Linked DNA regions of Mus musculus: region 1 is linked to region 2. A link is a loop called in an ENCODE intact Hi-C map of the cell type or tissue named here. Cell type or tissue: gastrocnemius. All regions are shown on one strand.

Evidence for each region. Peaks named below come from ENCODE experiments on the same cell type or tissue, not always from the same donor. Only the 100,000 strongest peaks of a DNase experiment are listed, where the experiment ranks them.
Region 1: it touches region 2 in a loop (3-fold over the local background); 10 of 42 quality-filtered maps call a loop at or near these places.

What each region holds. Positions count from the first base shown.
Region 1 is chr17:4,777,099-4,785,098 of GRCm38, forward strand. No RefSeq gene overlaps it. Among named protein-coding and RNA genes, the nearest start is that of Gm34371, 14 kb to the right of the region's middle. In gastrocnemius, no CTCF peak of the experiment used is centred here; DNase peaks (open chromatin) are centred at 1,267, 4,745 and 7,422; H3K4me3 peaks cover 238 bases; H3K27ac peaks cover 1,148 bases.
Region 2 is chr17:5,185,455-5,193,454 of GRCm38, forward strand. The region is part of intron 4 of Arid1b (AT rich interactive domain 1B (SWI-like)); the gene reads left to right. Among named protein-coding and RNA genes, the nearest start is that of Gm34854, 35 kb to the right of the region's middle. In gastrocnemius, CTCF peaks have their summits at 2,264 (motif pointing left), 4,548 and 5,150 (motif pointing right); DNase peaks (open chromatin) are centred at 4,451, 4,775 and 5,134; H3K4me3 peaks cover 1,614 bases; H3K27ac peaks cover 3,663 bases.

The sequences.
Region 1 (8,000 bases), 410 kb before region 2:
GACCCTCACACTCGAGTAGCCTTAGCCTCCTCCAGGTTCCTTAGGGCTTAAGCTGCTCTGTCCCAGGATAGATGTGGGGACAAGAATTTACATCCAGCACTAACACCAGGTGGTATGCTTCGCCTCACTAAGATTTGGGGGCTGTACTGGACCGTCATCAAGTCGCCAGCACTGGAACCTCACCTCCTCCTGGGACTATGAAATGGTGACAATGGCTGCCTCAAAACATAAAGTGTCCACAAGAAACTACTGAGGAACTTGAAAGCATGTGGGATACCTGTGACCCACACACACACACACACACACACACACACACACTCACACATACACACACACACACACTCACATACACACACTCTCTCTCACACACACTCACACACACACATACTCACACACTCTCACACACACACTCACACACACACTCACACACACACACTCTCTCACACACTCTCATACACACACTCACACACACTCACTCACACACACACTCACATACACTCTCACACACACTCACACACACACTCACACACACACATACACACTCTCACACGCACACTCACACACACACACTCACACACACACTCACACACACTCTCTCTCACACACACACATACACACACTCACACACACTCACACACTGAGGAGACCCTCATTACTTAAGCCACCGTGGCTGTGGCTGTGTGCAGTCCTATGTAAGTCCCTATGCTGGTTAGAGATCACACTTGTAGTATTTCCTGGAATTTTTTAAATGTCAAAGGACCTAAAAACCCATGTATTCCTGTTTTCTGGGCAAATTCCAACCCTCTAGAGTTGGTTTTTTGGTTTTTTTTTAATAGAATGGTGCTTATCAGAGGGAAAACATCTGCTCCAGTTTCTTCAATCTCTAATGTATCTAGTCTGCCTTTGTAAAATAGGTATATCGCTAATGACTGAATTCCTGCCAAGGGAATGAAATGATTGTTTCAATCACTTATTCCTCTCATCGGCTTTGCCCTCTGAGGAACAATATCACACAACATAAGTATAATGGATGGGCCACACGTTTTTTCGTTTGTTTTGTTTTGTTTTGTTTCTTCTTGGTATCTTCCTCACTGGCCACCATCAGAGAGAGAGCCGTCCAGAATGGATGCGTTGTTTCCAGGGCCTCCACCTGAAGCACCACGCTGTGGCTTGTGATTGTAAATCTCTTTTTGAGAACTGTCCTTCACCAAGGCCCCAAATGCCAACCCCTGGAGAAGCCTCAGTGGAGCGTGACCATGCCGGGATGCGGCCACCAGAGGGCGCCGCAGAGCAGCACGCCCCCTCCAAAGACTCCCAGCCGCGCCCTCCCAGCCCGGCTGTTTATTGTCAAGAAGGGTGTTTTTTCAAAATCCGCACACACAGAGATGGTTTTCCTTCCACGTTTTCCCCTCTTATTGGTGTTTTTTGTTGTTGTTGTTGTTGTTGTTTTTCTTTCTTTTTTAGCATTTAAGTGATAACCAAATAGGATCTGCTCCTGTTGTTTACACAAGTAAACAAAGATGGCAGTTAGAATAGAATTAGGGTTTTTGTTTTTTGGGTTTTTTTTTAAGTGGAACCTGGGTGTTTAAGTGCTATGAGGAGGAGGTTAGCGGCCGAATGGGAGAAACCCTATACATTATGTTAACAGGAAAGAGTTCGAGGACCAGCCAAAGGTAGGCCTCTGGATCCGACTGAGCCCTACCTAGTACCTGCCAAGCCAGAAGACACCAACCAGGTCCAACAGACATACAACTTAGCTCCTACTGTCCTTTGGTCTCTCTCCCTCTGAAAAATAGCAAAGGAGTTTAGAATCCCATATTACAACCTATTTATACCATATCTTTCAGGGGGGGGTGCATCTTACAGTGGATGTAGCATAATATGCCTCATTTTAACCCCAGTGGTGTTAAGTCTGTGCAACCATTAACCACCACCCATCTCCAGAACTTCACTCTCATCTCACGCTGAAACCGGGAAGCCAGAAAATGCTCCCGGTGACCTCCGTCTCCCTCTGTCCCAGCATGTCTACCCTAACCTCCCAGAAGTACAACAGTACCGTACCTGCCCCTTTGGTGAGTGACGTCATCATTTATTAAAGCTGTTTTTCAAGGTGCAGTCACGCTGTAGCAAGATGTCAGAACTTCATTCCTTCCGTGGGTGAGTACTCTTCTAGCACATTCTTTCTGGTAGCCAGAAGAATGCAGAAAGCAAATCGGAGAGGCCGCCCTGGCCCTTGCCTTTCAGTTGAAGAGTCTAGGCTTTCCCACACAACACAGGGCAAGGAGTCACAGTCAGATCTTCCTGTTCACAGCCACAGCCCCCTCCCCTGCCTTGTGTGGGGTCCTTGGCTAACACTCCTTCAAACACTGACATAGACAGGTGCACCTTTCTCGGCAGAACATCTAATCCACCCCTCCCGGCCAAGCACCTTGTGATCCCCAAACCTGAGACTCAAACTAGGGCATAAACCAAACCTGGAAGAGCCAGCTAGGGTGTGTGCGACTTGGAGAACTATACAGACCCTTTCCAAGGTTCTTACATAGACCAGACAAGCCAACATCCTTTGGTCTCTATATCTCACTTTGCCCAGGGGTTCTAATTGGACCACAGGACTCAAGCCTGGGCACTCAAAGAAAAATACCATGGCTGTATTTCCTTCAAAGTTCTCTGCAATGGATATTCACAGAGGACCATGGTTTCTAACAAAGGTCAGCTGGAAGGACTTGGGGTTCGCTCATGGCCCTATCCTGTTAGTGTTACTGAGACGATCTGACACTCTCTAAAAGCTTCTTATACGTTGTATTCTTTTGTTTTGCATCTGCTCCGTGAGGGAATCAGGTTTTAAAGACACTCAGCTGAGATGCCCCAGCCAGGACTCCTGCCCTTGTTCTGTGACCTCAGAGCCCACGTTTGCCACAGCCTGGCTAAATCACTCCACGTTCAATATTTTCCCCTCCCACGGGTGGAAGCTGTAGAGGGATGTAGTCTTCCAGCCACAGGGGGAACTACCTTTGCTCTGCTCAGCAAACACTTCCTTTGTGCTCTCCAGACAGATGGTTTGAGAAATGACAAGTGGTTTGAGAAATGACAAGAGGATACAGCCCCCTGGAATTCACATCCAAAAAATAACTGGGGGGCTAGGGAGGGGGTTGGTAAAGTTACAAACATGAAGTTGTTCCAAGTTCAAGACCCAGCATCTACATTAAAAAGCCAGGCAGAGTGGTACACCCTTGTAAACATAGCACTGGGGTGGGGGGTGGCTAGGACAGCCACCTTGCGAGGGGGGGGGGGTCCCTGGAGTTCAGTGGCCAATTTGCCTGCTTAATCACTGAGTTCCAGGCCTGTGAAAGAACCTGTCTGAAAAAACTCAAGGTGAAGAGCCCCTGAGAAACCACACTGTGTCTGACCTCTGATCTCCAAAAGTATGCAAACCTACACATACACACACACACACACACACACACACACACACACACACACTAAAAAATATTAGTGGTGGGGGTAATCAAGTTATATCTATAGATGTTGGAATAAGCTGAGATTTGGGCTATATAGCTGTTTTCTGGTATGCTCTGAGAGAATTATTTGTGAGATATCATTCAGGTGGACTATCAATCACCTACATTCTTAGTAACATGTTAAGACCAAACATCTCCACGCTTGCCTCATTGCTGCTGAGACATCTGACGTTCCAAGAGGTCTTGTCCCTTGTTCCAGTAACTTTAACTGTGGGTTGGGGATATTACCTGGGGAAGGAAGGGAGCAGTCAAGACTCTAGCCATAATGTGTTTTACAAACACACGGAGTGTTTGCAGAAACTATCCTTACCCTGGAACCACTGTGGGGAACACAGCAGGAAGCCTGGGTCCATCTTGTTTTATATTCTAAACACTGAGTGCCCTTGCATGATAATAATTTATAGAAAATAAAGCCATACTCAAAGAATGCTGTGTGCCTAAAAAAGGATTAAAGCCTGTCTCAGTGGGCCAAGAGCTTTTTGCAATTACAGCTGCTCCCCATCCTGGGCCATATTTGCCAGTTTCAGAACAAACTAGAGCTGTTTGTGTTGGGCCTTGGTCTGGGGAACCAATAGACTCGGGGTGGAAGGCGACAAGGACGTTTTCTCTCGTTTTCTCTTAACCTGAGAAGACTTGGGAAGAGGTGTTCCCCGTGAACAGTGTTGGCTTTCAATATCTCTGTACCCTAAGAGTTGGGAAACGAACTCTCAGAGCTAATGCCCACTGTTACTCTCAGGATAGCTCTTAGATCACATTCTGAAGGAAGTTGAGGGCACAGGTAGAGAAAAAATATTAGTGGTGGTGGTAATCAAGTTATATCTAGGGCTTGCTGGACTTAGATTTTGGAATAAGCTGAGATTTGGGCTATATAGCTGTTTTCTGGTATGTAGAACTGAACGAGGCCAGATATGACATCCCTACATGGGTGGGGCCAAGGAATCTCAAACTGAGCGTGCTCAGACCTAGCCCACGTGGACAGAGATAGTTCTCTATTTCACCTTTGAAATACTGACTCTCTTTTCTCCACCTCCTCCTTTATCTCTTCAGCCAGGGATCATCACCTGCCTGAAGGCCTCTGAGCTCACTCCTGGCCCTTCCACCCACATCAGTGCATCTCCGCACTCCCCACAGGTGCCTGAAATGCCTGCTCTCCTTTAAGCCTCTTTCTCTTGGCCCTAATCCTGACTCCTTGTCCCTTGCTTACTCAAGCTCATGGAGACCTGCTGTCCCCTCACAGAGGCTGGGCCTTGGCTCCGTGACTGTGATCAAAGACAGCAATCAGGATCATCTGGGGCTCTTTGGCCTCTGATATGAGAAAGGCATGTCCCAGATTTGAGGGATGCCCTCAGCTAAGTCCCACAGTGAAGCCCTAAGGCCTGTGACTGCAGATGACATAGAGGGAGCTGGGACATGAGATAAAAACAGTCATCTGTCCCTGGGAAGCCCTGAGATTTTTTTGTTCTCCCTCCTGTTTGTTACACAGTGTTGCTGTGTATGACTGCTAACTATCTCATGAGGTTGCTTGCTACTTGTAGAGCAAAATCCAAGCTCCATACGCTGATACCCAAGCCTACTTTCAGCACCTTACATAGCCTTGCCTCACCACGTGAGGAATCTGCTCAGCTCTTCAGCCACGGGCTTCTGTTAAGTCAGTGACCACGTTAGACTTCAGCAGAAGAGCAGCTCCGATAAGCAAAGAACCCCTGACCCCTTAGCCAACCTGGCACCCGCCTGTTCTCTGCAGAGTACACTGGGGTTGTAGCTTGCAATTTGCTTGGACATTTGATTGCTATCCCTGCCGTCCTTATAATGTTTGTCATACTTGGGGGGGTTGGTGGTGGTGGTGGTGGTGGTGTGGGGTTTTTGTTTCTGTTTGGTTTTTGATTTTTTGGTTTTGTGGGTTTGTTTTGTTTTGATTTGGGTTTGTTTTTTAGATTTGGTTTGGTTTGCTTGCTTATTTAATGCCTATTCCCCCAGGCTAACAATGCACTCTCAAAGTCTCAAAGAATACTTGGTAATCCTTGGGTCCAAGAGCTAGCACGTGTACTGACTCATAGTAGGTCTTCAGTACACTTTGTGAACCAAAGGGGAAAGACTAAACACCTTGAAAGAGGGGTATGAAAACAGAGTAACTGTTAATTGTTCAACTGGTAATGTGCCGGGCCCCCTGATGAGATGCTTGCATTTAACAGAAGACAGTAACCAGGTTACAGTTGACTGGATACCTCTCTTCTATATCAGGCCACCTCTGTCTCTGGAGAGAGGTGAAACCATTCCATATTCCCGTGGTAGGTGGTCTGGGCGCAGAGGGCATGGGACATTTGGGAACATCTGGAGGCTTGCTGGGACCAGGGAGCATTAGAATGACTAAGTGGACTTCTGCCCATTCCAAAGGGTTCTCCACCTGGAAGAGTCTTGACCTTCTGATTTGCAAAGCATTTTCCTTGAAGGGGCAAGAAATGAAGAGAAGATATAAGCCCCAAGTAAAGGCCTGAAAGGGTCAGAGGCCATCTGTCTCCCCACGTTCTTTAGCTATGCCCCCCACCCAGTTGCTCCCTCTCACTGGCAATGTCCATTCTTCACTTTGCCACCTCTTCCATCCCAGCAACCGCCATCCCAGACACCACAGCCCAGCGTATCCTTTTTAAATGCCGCATGTCAGCTTCGTTCAGTAAGTAGGGGAGCACAGAGAGGAAATGGGACCCTCGTTTCCATTCGGGTCACAATTAAGTTCATTCAGCCTGCAGAATGAGATTACAGCATGGCACAAGTTTGTAGGGGAGAAGGGGGCTTCTCACAGAAACACTGAAATCTCCCAAGCTCGTCCTCAGAGCAGCTCTTGGTACTCTCAAGACTTGAGCCCTACAGTCCCCCCTCCAGGCCCATATTCTTAACCCCAGCCCCTTCCAAGACACAGATGGCACCAAGGCTGCATCGGTGTGAAGGAGGGATGGTCTGCTTTAGGCCTTAAACTGAAAGGATTACAACTTGAACTGGAATTTCATTGCCAACAAGATCATTTTTTCAGACTACCATGACAGCTCAGCCATGTGCCTTAATACAGCAGCAAGTTCAGTACCCCTAGAACCCACAAAAGAGCTAGGCACAGTGGCAGTGTATAACCTCAACCCTGGGGAGGTAGAGAGAAGAGGCTACCTGGGGCTTAGTAGGCAGCCAGGCTAGCCGACTCCCTGAGTTCCAGACCAGTGAGAGATTTCATCTCAGAAACAAAGTGGATGGCACCTGAGGAATTAGACCCAACATTGTTGTCTGGCCTCTACACACACACACACACACACACATACACACACACACACACACCTCCTTTTCCAGGGGTCCAAACAGGAAAAAAAAGGATAGCCTGTAAGAGGCCAGTGTTGGTTAGTGAAGATGAAATGGGTCAAAGGTCAAGGAAACAGAAGATTTGGATGAAAATTAGGTCCAACAGGAGCATCATGGCAGGGAGGGTACCACTAAGCAGGTTTGCAGCCTGCACTACCAAGGCAGCATGCGTCTTCAACTGTCTTCTCTTCCCCTTGGCAGTTGGGCCATTTCATTTTACTGATGTCACAGGCTAAGTTGTGTCTCCACCCCTATCCTATTAGCCTGCCCCATGCTCTTGTTGGAAGTCCCAATCACTGATACCTTGGAATGTGAGCCCTTAAAAAGAGAGGGCCTTTAGAAGAAAATTAAGACGAGGCCCCCAGGGTGGGCTCTAATCCTGTACATGTGGCCAAAGCTGTTATAAGAAAAGGTTGTAACACAGACACACAGAAAAGAGGCCACGTGAGGACACAGTCTATCTACAAGCAAAGGACTAAAAGCAACCCTGCCAACACTTTGACCTCAGCCTGCCAGACTCCAGAATGCTGTGAAATTCCTGTGAAGGTGCCAAGTGTTTGTAGCTGCCTGATTGGCCCCTATAGTATACAGCAATTTCTGTTCCCTCCCATCCATGAAGACTCAGAATGAGTGACGAGAAAGGACATCCCTGATGTTGTCCGGGCGACTGTCCACCCATCAGGACAGTACCACTGGGATGGTATAGTAGTTGGGCACATACAGCATACAGAGAGCCCCAAAGAGAAACAGTGATTGAAATGATTGGCTGGGCATAGCTCAGTGGATAGAGTGCTTGCCTAGCCTGTAGAATGCCCTGTGTTCTATCCCTGGCACTCTATAAACCAGGCATGGAGGTATGCCCTGGTAATCTCAGGCCTCAAGGAGGAAAGAGGACAGCAAGATCTTCCTCAGCTGCACAGTGAGTTCATGGCTAGCCTGGAACATTAAAAAAAAATGAGACCCTGTTCTTAAAAAAAGAAAAAGAGAAGGAAAAAGAAGAGGAAGAGGAGGAAGAGGAGAAAGAGGAGAAGGAGAGAGAGGAGGAGAAGTAGGAGGAAGAAGAGAAAGAGGAAGAGGGGGAAGAGGAGGAGGAAGAAAAAGAAGAGAAAGAAAATCATTTTATTTTCACAAAGTTATTCT
Region 2 (8,000 bases):
TCTTTTAGACTTCTTAATGTATAAAGACTGCTCTCTTCCTCTCTCCCCTTCTTAGTTTTACAGCTCACACACAAATGCACAGACATGCAACTACACGAGCACATACACATGCAACTTTAAGTACTATTCTGCATGTCAGAGACAACATAATTGGCATTTCTAAACTTGATGATGTTATTCTGAAGGGAACCCACCCTCTATACTGTAAGGCCCCCAACTTCTTGTTTCAGTTAGAGTAGTTTGTCCCTCAAGGGAAAAGTCCCCAAGGCAGTCATTTTGTACTGCCCTTCCTGTACGGGTTGTGCCATGCACAAGAATACTTCGGCCTCACCTCTGCAGACCCTCCGTCAGACAGACTTAGCTCTGAAGTGAGGCATGCATCTTCAGGAAGCCTTCCACACCAAATGTCATTATCACAGGCTGTCCAGAGGCAGAGCTCTAGGAGACTGCGCTGAACACAGGATTTTTTCCCCCCATTGAAACAAATGGAGACTCTGTCTTAGTTTGGCTAAGAGAGGGGTTGGGAGAGGTTGCTCCTTCACTTCTGTTAAAAGATAGATACAAAAGTCAGTCAGGTTTTAATTGGTTGCTTTTTTAATGTTATTACAGACATGCCAGTACCAGTCTTAATCCTTACATATCTCCCAGGGATACCTTGTGCTTGATTTCCATATTAATGAGAATGACCTTATATACTTTGATGTTTCATTTTCAAAATAGGATTTCAGTAAGTGGCGCACGCCTTTAATCCCAGCACTTGGGAGGCAGAGGCAGGCAGATTTGAGTTCAAGGCCAGTCTGGTCTACAAAGTGAGTTCCAGGACAGCCAGGGCTACACAGAGAAACCCTGTCTCGAAAAACCAAAAACAACAACAAAGCCAAACAAACAAACAAAACAAGAACTTAAACTTCAATACTCAGTCTTAAACAATTGCGTATTTTGGTATCAGAATTTAAACTTGTCCAGTATGGCTATTGGATATTTGACTGTTGCTAGTCCAAACTGAGATGCACAACAAATACACAATTGCACTGGGTCAAGAAAACAGTGCATAGGGAAAAGTTTGGCACATTTCATTAACTTTTATATGAACACATGTCACAATAACATTTGAGTACACTGGTCCAAATAAGAAATATTAGAACCAGCTCCTCTTATTTCTTTTAAATGTAGAACACATGACCAATTTTCTTGATATCCTTGCATAGGGCTGTGTGCATCCTCTCTACCGAGTTCCAATTTTAGCATACGTGGTGCTGAAATGAACATTTTTCCTCTTTTATTTTTCTTGATGTGGCTACTAGAAAATGATGTAACACCTACATGATTGCATTATATTTCTACAAATTCCACACTCTGCCTTAATTGAATTTCCCCTGCCTGTGGACCCACTTTCCACTGGTTGCTCTAGTTGGTAAGGCCTCTGCTCTGTGGAGAAGCTTGTGGGAATGCGGCGGTGGCTTTGGGTCCTTTCCAGCCATCACCCCTGACTGAGGAGGGCCTTGGAACTGGCAGAATGGGGTGACACTTCTTTGGCTACTTAAGTGGCAAACCTCCAGTCTATAAATGTCTGTTTAGGAGAAATAATGTTTTTTCCAGTTTGTTTTGGTTGCAGTTTCTTTTACCTGAAGCTAATTAATCTTGTAGAATATGTATTCATTGTATCCTCTGTTCCTCAAGAGTGTCAGGCTGTCAGTTGAGTGGTATCTAATTTTAGAGAACTGTCTCAAAGAAAGCAAGGTGCCCACTGCTGTGTTGGGCATGTGTAGTACTGGTTGAAAAGCCACAAACGTAACAAGTTCATGGGCATCTGAAAACTGCTCCTTAACCTTGGGGTGTCGCCTGAGGTTGCTGTCATTTATCTGAAGACAAAGCTGTGCTGGTCTTCCTAAAGAGCCCGTCTGTTAACAGCGAGACCCTCACATCCACAGTATGCTCTGAAGTTGGGAGTAAACGCAGCTCTGCCTGCTGCTTCTGTTGTGGTGCAAATGTTTAGAGTTTAAACTGTTCTGAAATGAAATGGACCTTCATAGAAGGGAAGACTTTTCAAAAACAATTTATAACTTTCTCTTTTTATGACGATGAGCACTCTCCTTTTAGAGCTGCTAGAATGTAGCTACAGGTGAGTGGTGTCTGAGGGTCATCTTTAGGCCTCAGCTTCCCTCTCACCAGTATGAGGTTACAAGGCATTGCTGGAGTGTGAGACTTCCTGGTTTCCAGATGTCCTCATTTGCACAGTGCTCACTAGATAGAGCCCTCTGCAGGGCACTGCTGGAGGTTCTGCAAGTGACATAACCATATATGCATACATACATAGTTATGCATGAAATGGAATTGCTGCTTCAGCCCAGCACTGTTCACATTCTAACAGTGGGGATCAGGGGAGCCTTGGCAGCTTTCAAAGGGCAGGATTACAGAGAGTGAAGGGGCCTGATTGGATAAAGGGGCGGAAAGACCTCAGTTGCCTTATTGCACAAGTCACTAGGGAGCGTGATTACCATCCAGTAATGAGTTTAGGGGAGTGAAACCACAGGGCAGATTAGGAACAGACTCCCCCTGGCCCTTTTACCTAAACTAAGGAGTTTAGACCCAGATCCTTTGGTATTCTCTGGCATTGTATGTGGAACAACAAATTGAAATCTGGATTTGCCAAGGATACCATAAGGCACCCCGAGGAGTGGATGGGAGATCCTATTGCAGTTTCTACTGTTGTGTGGATGTAGGAGAGAGCAGTCTCAGCAAGGCACTGAAAAAGGACTAGGCTGGGGTGAGTTTGAAAGCAGGTTTTGGGGACTGGTCTTGTCATGCTCAAAGATAGCACTAAGGAAGTTCCATTTAAGTCACCTCACAGCCATGAAGTGACTGTCAACCACCTGCAGATAGCAGGGACAGACGCTAAGAAACTGTCTTAGGGACACAAAGTCAGTATTTGAAGGAGTTAAATATAACCTCACACCCTCTTACTCCAGGGCCCATGCTTTGCCAAGTACCTCTCCCTTGGCATGGAGGACGAGGAGCATGTGAAGTTCTGAACTGTAGCCTTTTGCATCTACCTGGGAAGAGGGGTGAGGGGGCGTGGTCCTCCATGCTGCCTCTTGCCTGGGCTCTGCTAGGTTCTATCCCCACTGCATGCTGAGTGCTTTCCTTGCCCAGCTCCAAAGGCCTATTCATCACTACCCACGATTCTGTGTTTGGTTTCCCTCTGCAGCCTGACTGCAGACCCGAGTTTGCCTATCTGTTGACTGCCTTCTTGGCTGCACCACAATGTGTAGCACTGTAAAATACCTGACCATGTGTTCCTTGCACCCCGACGGAGCCTGCGTTCATTTCACTACTGTCCTAACCACAAATGAAGGAAGGTAGTAATTTACTGAACCCAGAAACATCTGAAAATTCCTTAACCTCATAGCCTGTGCAGGTAGTACAACTTGGTACCATTTGGAGGACTGAAAAGGAAGAAAAGGCTAGAGGGCTGGAAGGAGGGCAAATAATGTCAGAAAAAAAAAGTGAACTTTTAATCAAAAAATCTCAAAATTTTAAAAATTTGAAATAAAGTTGAAAAATACTGAAGCATATTCCTGTGAAAATCATCTGTAGGAGAACAAATGGGGTGAAAAATTTGAACATTCACTGATGAAGAATTTGCCCAAAGCAATTTGTATGATTGCCCATTTTAGGTAAATTTACTAAGTATCACCTTTTCTAGTAACACAAATCCTAACATTTCAAGTGTACAAATGATTTAATTCATAGTATGTCAGCATGCCTGCTTGCCTTTGACCCTGCTGGTACTATACAGACTAGATATGGCTGAATGAGAAGTACCACATTGCAGAGCCTAGGTGAGCTGCGTCAACATGACAACAGTAACAGCATTTAAAATCATGTGTTCATTTCTTTAAATATCTGTAACATTATCCAAAAGTTTCATATATAGCACTTGGTTGTGACAAAAAATAGTAATGGTGAATTGGTGCTTTTGTTTTTGCTAAGCTCTCAGATTACTTAATTTTCTTCCAAAAAGTAATGACTTGGGATTTGTGGCTATACGTGACACACATATATAACCATAATGGGATTGTTTAGAGAATTTGACCATTCAACCCGGTAAGCATAAGGGAGCGCTCAGCAGGGCCTTGGGTTGGATACCTGGGCCTGCAGCTTGCCTGGCTGCCTAATGGCAGCCCTGAGAAGCCTAACCTGCGGGGCACCCTAAGTCTCACTGTCTGTTTTCACGTTCCCTATCCTGGAAACGTGTGCGTGGGGTTTCTTTGTTTTCCTAGCGCAGTGTGTCCCACAGCTCGCGGGCCAGTGAGTGACTAGGCACTCCTCCAGGGAGGAAGAGGGGAAGCAGCGACTGCGCAGCCGCGGGTGGGGAGCTCCCGGCAGGCACCGCGGTGGGAGGCCTGGCCATCGAGCCACGGTCGGGGCTGTGCAGGCCCCACCCCAGAGGGCTCACTCCCAAAGTTTCTGCTGACGCAGCCGCGCTCCCGGCGGTGCTCCCAGTTTCTCCGAAACCCTCCCGCGCCCTCTGCCTGTCCCTGGAGAGGAGTGCCGAGGCGAGGGCCGAGCGGCTGCCCTGTATCCCTGCTGGAGCCGTCCGCCCCTGAGGAAAGGGCCCTCCCCCACTGTAGCGGGGCCGGTTGAAACTTGCTTTGCAGAAAGAGACAAAGTTGTAGACTCCCAAAACCCAGAGTCTGGGAGGATCAAACAACACCCCCCCTTCCCCCTCCCGTAGGCTGGGCCATGGGGAGACCAGAAGGCCGCTGGAAAGTAGGGTGGGGTGGAGTGATGGGGTGGGGCCAGTGGGGCAGGCAGTGGGTGGGGCGCCAGGGGGCGGGCCTTAGGCCTAAGCTGTGCACCAAGACAGGCGAGATGGAGGGCAAGAGTGGCTGGAGCGGAGGGTAGGGCCAAAGGCAAAGACCCTAACTACATTTGTGCAGTACCAGTTGGAACCAAGTGCAAGGTTCCTTGATGGGAAAACTAATTCATAGCATTTTTAAATCCCAGAAAAAGCCTAAGCTTTTGTAGCGTCTCATCTCCTGTCTGTACCTTCTTAAATTAAAAAAAAAAAAAGTTATTTTATGCTACTGGGTGTTTTGCCTGCTTGCATGTCTGTGCACAGCGGCTGTTCCTGGTACCCATGGAGGCCAGAAGAGGGCATCATCAGATCTCTTGAAACTGGGATTACATATGACCTGGGAGTTGAACCTACAAGCAGCAGGGTTTGTTATCCACTGAGACAACTTTCTAGCCTCTACTACGTTAGTAAATGCTAAGAGGATTTGGGGGGAAAGACATTTCTGGAGAATAAGACTAATCTGTCTAGAAGACCTAAGGCCACTGTCTGCTCTCTGTTGCTCACCTTCTATGGTATAGCAGTGTAACCTTAGACCTTTCAAGTAACCTGCATGACACATACAAGAAGTTAGTCGACATACATATACCAGACTTAGAGGACTAATCAGCCAGAGCCTCTAGTTGATAAATTATTTCCACTGTGATCTGTAGCCTGAATGGTTTTTAAAGTCAATGCAGTTGGTACTATGAAGAGTGAATTATTGATAATCATTAACATGACGGATATTTCCTGACCCAGTAGCTTAATTTTGGAAATTTGACACTTAAAGTTTGTTACAAAGGTTATTAAAGAGACTCTGAGCAACAAGTGTTTTGCAGAATACATTTTGTTTGGGCTTATGCCTCATATTTACTATGCACGTGCATGGTATTTTAACACAAGTATGTTTATGATGTGTATACAATTAATATTCTATTAGGAAAGATTGTTATAGTATGGACATTGCTAACCTTGATTACTGCTGCTCACTGCTGCCATTTGACAAAGTTTAAGCTAAATAAAATCCAGTTGATTTGGACATTTTGTAAAGAGAGGTGAATTGCATGCCGGGGTATACTACTACACTTTATCCTTAAAAAAAAACCACCTAGACGCAAATCGCTTATCATGCACGTGTGGATCTGTTTGGGCTTGCATTCACTACATGAATGCAGTAACACCCAACATACTAGAAGAGGTTGGTGTGTGTGTGTGTGTGTGTGTGTGTGTTGGGGATAGTTTTCATTTCTATCGTGGGTGCACATGGGAAACACTGGTGTCTTCTTCAGTATCTTTGCACCTTAGCTTTTGAGACCCACAAAGCATGAACTCAGTTTTCTCCGGGGTTTTCTTGTCTCTGAAGCCCCCCCCCCCGCCCCCCCCCCCATACTTCGAGCACAAGCCTAGCCATCTCCCTGGCATCTGAATATGGGTGTGTCCTGTAGCTCAGGCCCCTGTGCTTGTTCAGCCGCCTCTTTACCAAGTAGCCATGGCTCCAGCCCTTCTTTTTAGGGTTTGAGCTTGTATAATGGTCATGAAACTGATGGGGTCAATAAGTTGTGGGTTGACAGGCATTTAAGTCCTTGGCTTTGTGAATACTGAGTTAGTAGAAAGACTTAATTTTCTTGTATCTCAGGAGGAATGGAAAAGCAAGCAGAAAAATTCTTATAAACGGATACAATTTGTAACAGTGCCTGTAACATAAATTTAATAAAAACAGCTTCCTTTCTCATCCCACCTGTATTTACTGTTACATTGACCCCATTGATGGAAACAGCCCAGAAATTATTGGTGTATCAAACTATGAACGTTATATGGAGCATCCTAGACTTTAAATACTAAATCAAAGAAGACATATCTGTTTGGGATATTTTAATCACTTCTATTTCTAAATGCAATTTCTGTGTATATTCTCTTATAGCATATTGTAAAGCTGCCTCTCTGATATCATAGTGAGTTTGAAATTATTTTGTTTCCCTGGTTCCTTGAAATTTTGGAAGAGCTAGGAAGCAAATGCATAATTTGACCGATTTTACATTCAAGTGTAGGCAGTTGTCTCAGATTATATTTTCAATTTTGAACTTTCCCCCCATTTTTAAATAGTGGCTTTGTATTACTAATAGTTGAGTGCCTCCCCCTCTTAAGTAAATACGGCATCAAGCTCACATTGCATATGAAATGTCTGTCTGTGCAGGCCTGTCAGTGAACTCGAGAGTACATGTTTAGAAGGTCATGCCCCTGACCTGGCCTCCTCAGTACTTACTCCTTTGTGGAGTTTGGGGTTTTTGCCCTCCCTACCCAAAAATCAGTGATGTGTGACTATACTGTGCCAGGACATAAGGTAGCTTTCATCAAAACAGTGATGCCTGGTAAGATGTGACACAAATGAACCTTAGCCCCAAGTGACCATTTCCTTCTTATGTTTGGTTATATATTGTCTATTTCAGAAATCTCACGCTTAACTCAAAGGCTATAAAAATTTGTTTGAATGCAATTGAGTCTACTTAATGTAAAGTGTTGACAGGGCTCCAGTGAGCAGACTCTCTGGTATCAGTGGTAGAAAACATTTCTCCTAGAGATTGCTTTCCAAATAGAAAGCCACTTGCGGGCACAAGCTTGGTACTCTTGAGTTCTGCATTGCACCTCCCTGATGTACAATAGGGGACTGCCTTTCAAACAGTGTAAATATAGCATTCTTTGAGAGCCTTTCTGTTTTAAGGTTTGAACTATAAAACTCGTGTTGTAAACTGTCTGAGAGTGACCTGGAAGAGGTAGTATAGATTTGTGCTTTAGACCTGAAGGCGATGTAATGTTCTCATGTCTAACCTTGAGCATACTGCTTAGTATATTAGCTATAGGAGTGTGTGTGTGTGTGTGAGTGTATGTGAGTGAGTGTGTGTGTGTGTGTGTGTGTGTGTGTGTGAGTGTGTGTGAGTGTGTGTGTGTGAGTGTGTGTGTTAGAGTGTGTGTGTGAGTGTGTCTGTGTGTGTGAGTGTGTGTGTGTGAGTGAGTGTGTGTGTCTGTGTGTGTGTGAGTGAGTGTGTGTGAGAGTGTGTGTGTGAGAATGTGTGTGTGAGTGTGTGTGTGAGTGTGTGCCTGTGAGTGTGCGTGTGCATGTGCGTGTGTGTTTCCTCATGGTTGACTTACTATTTTTCATGTT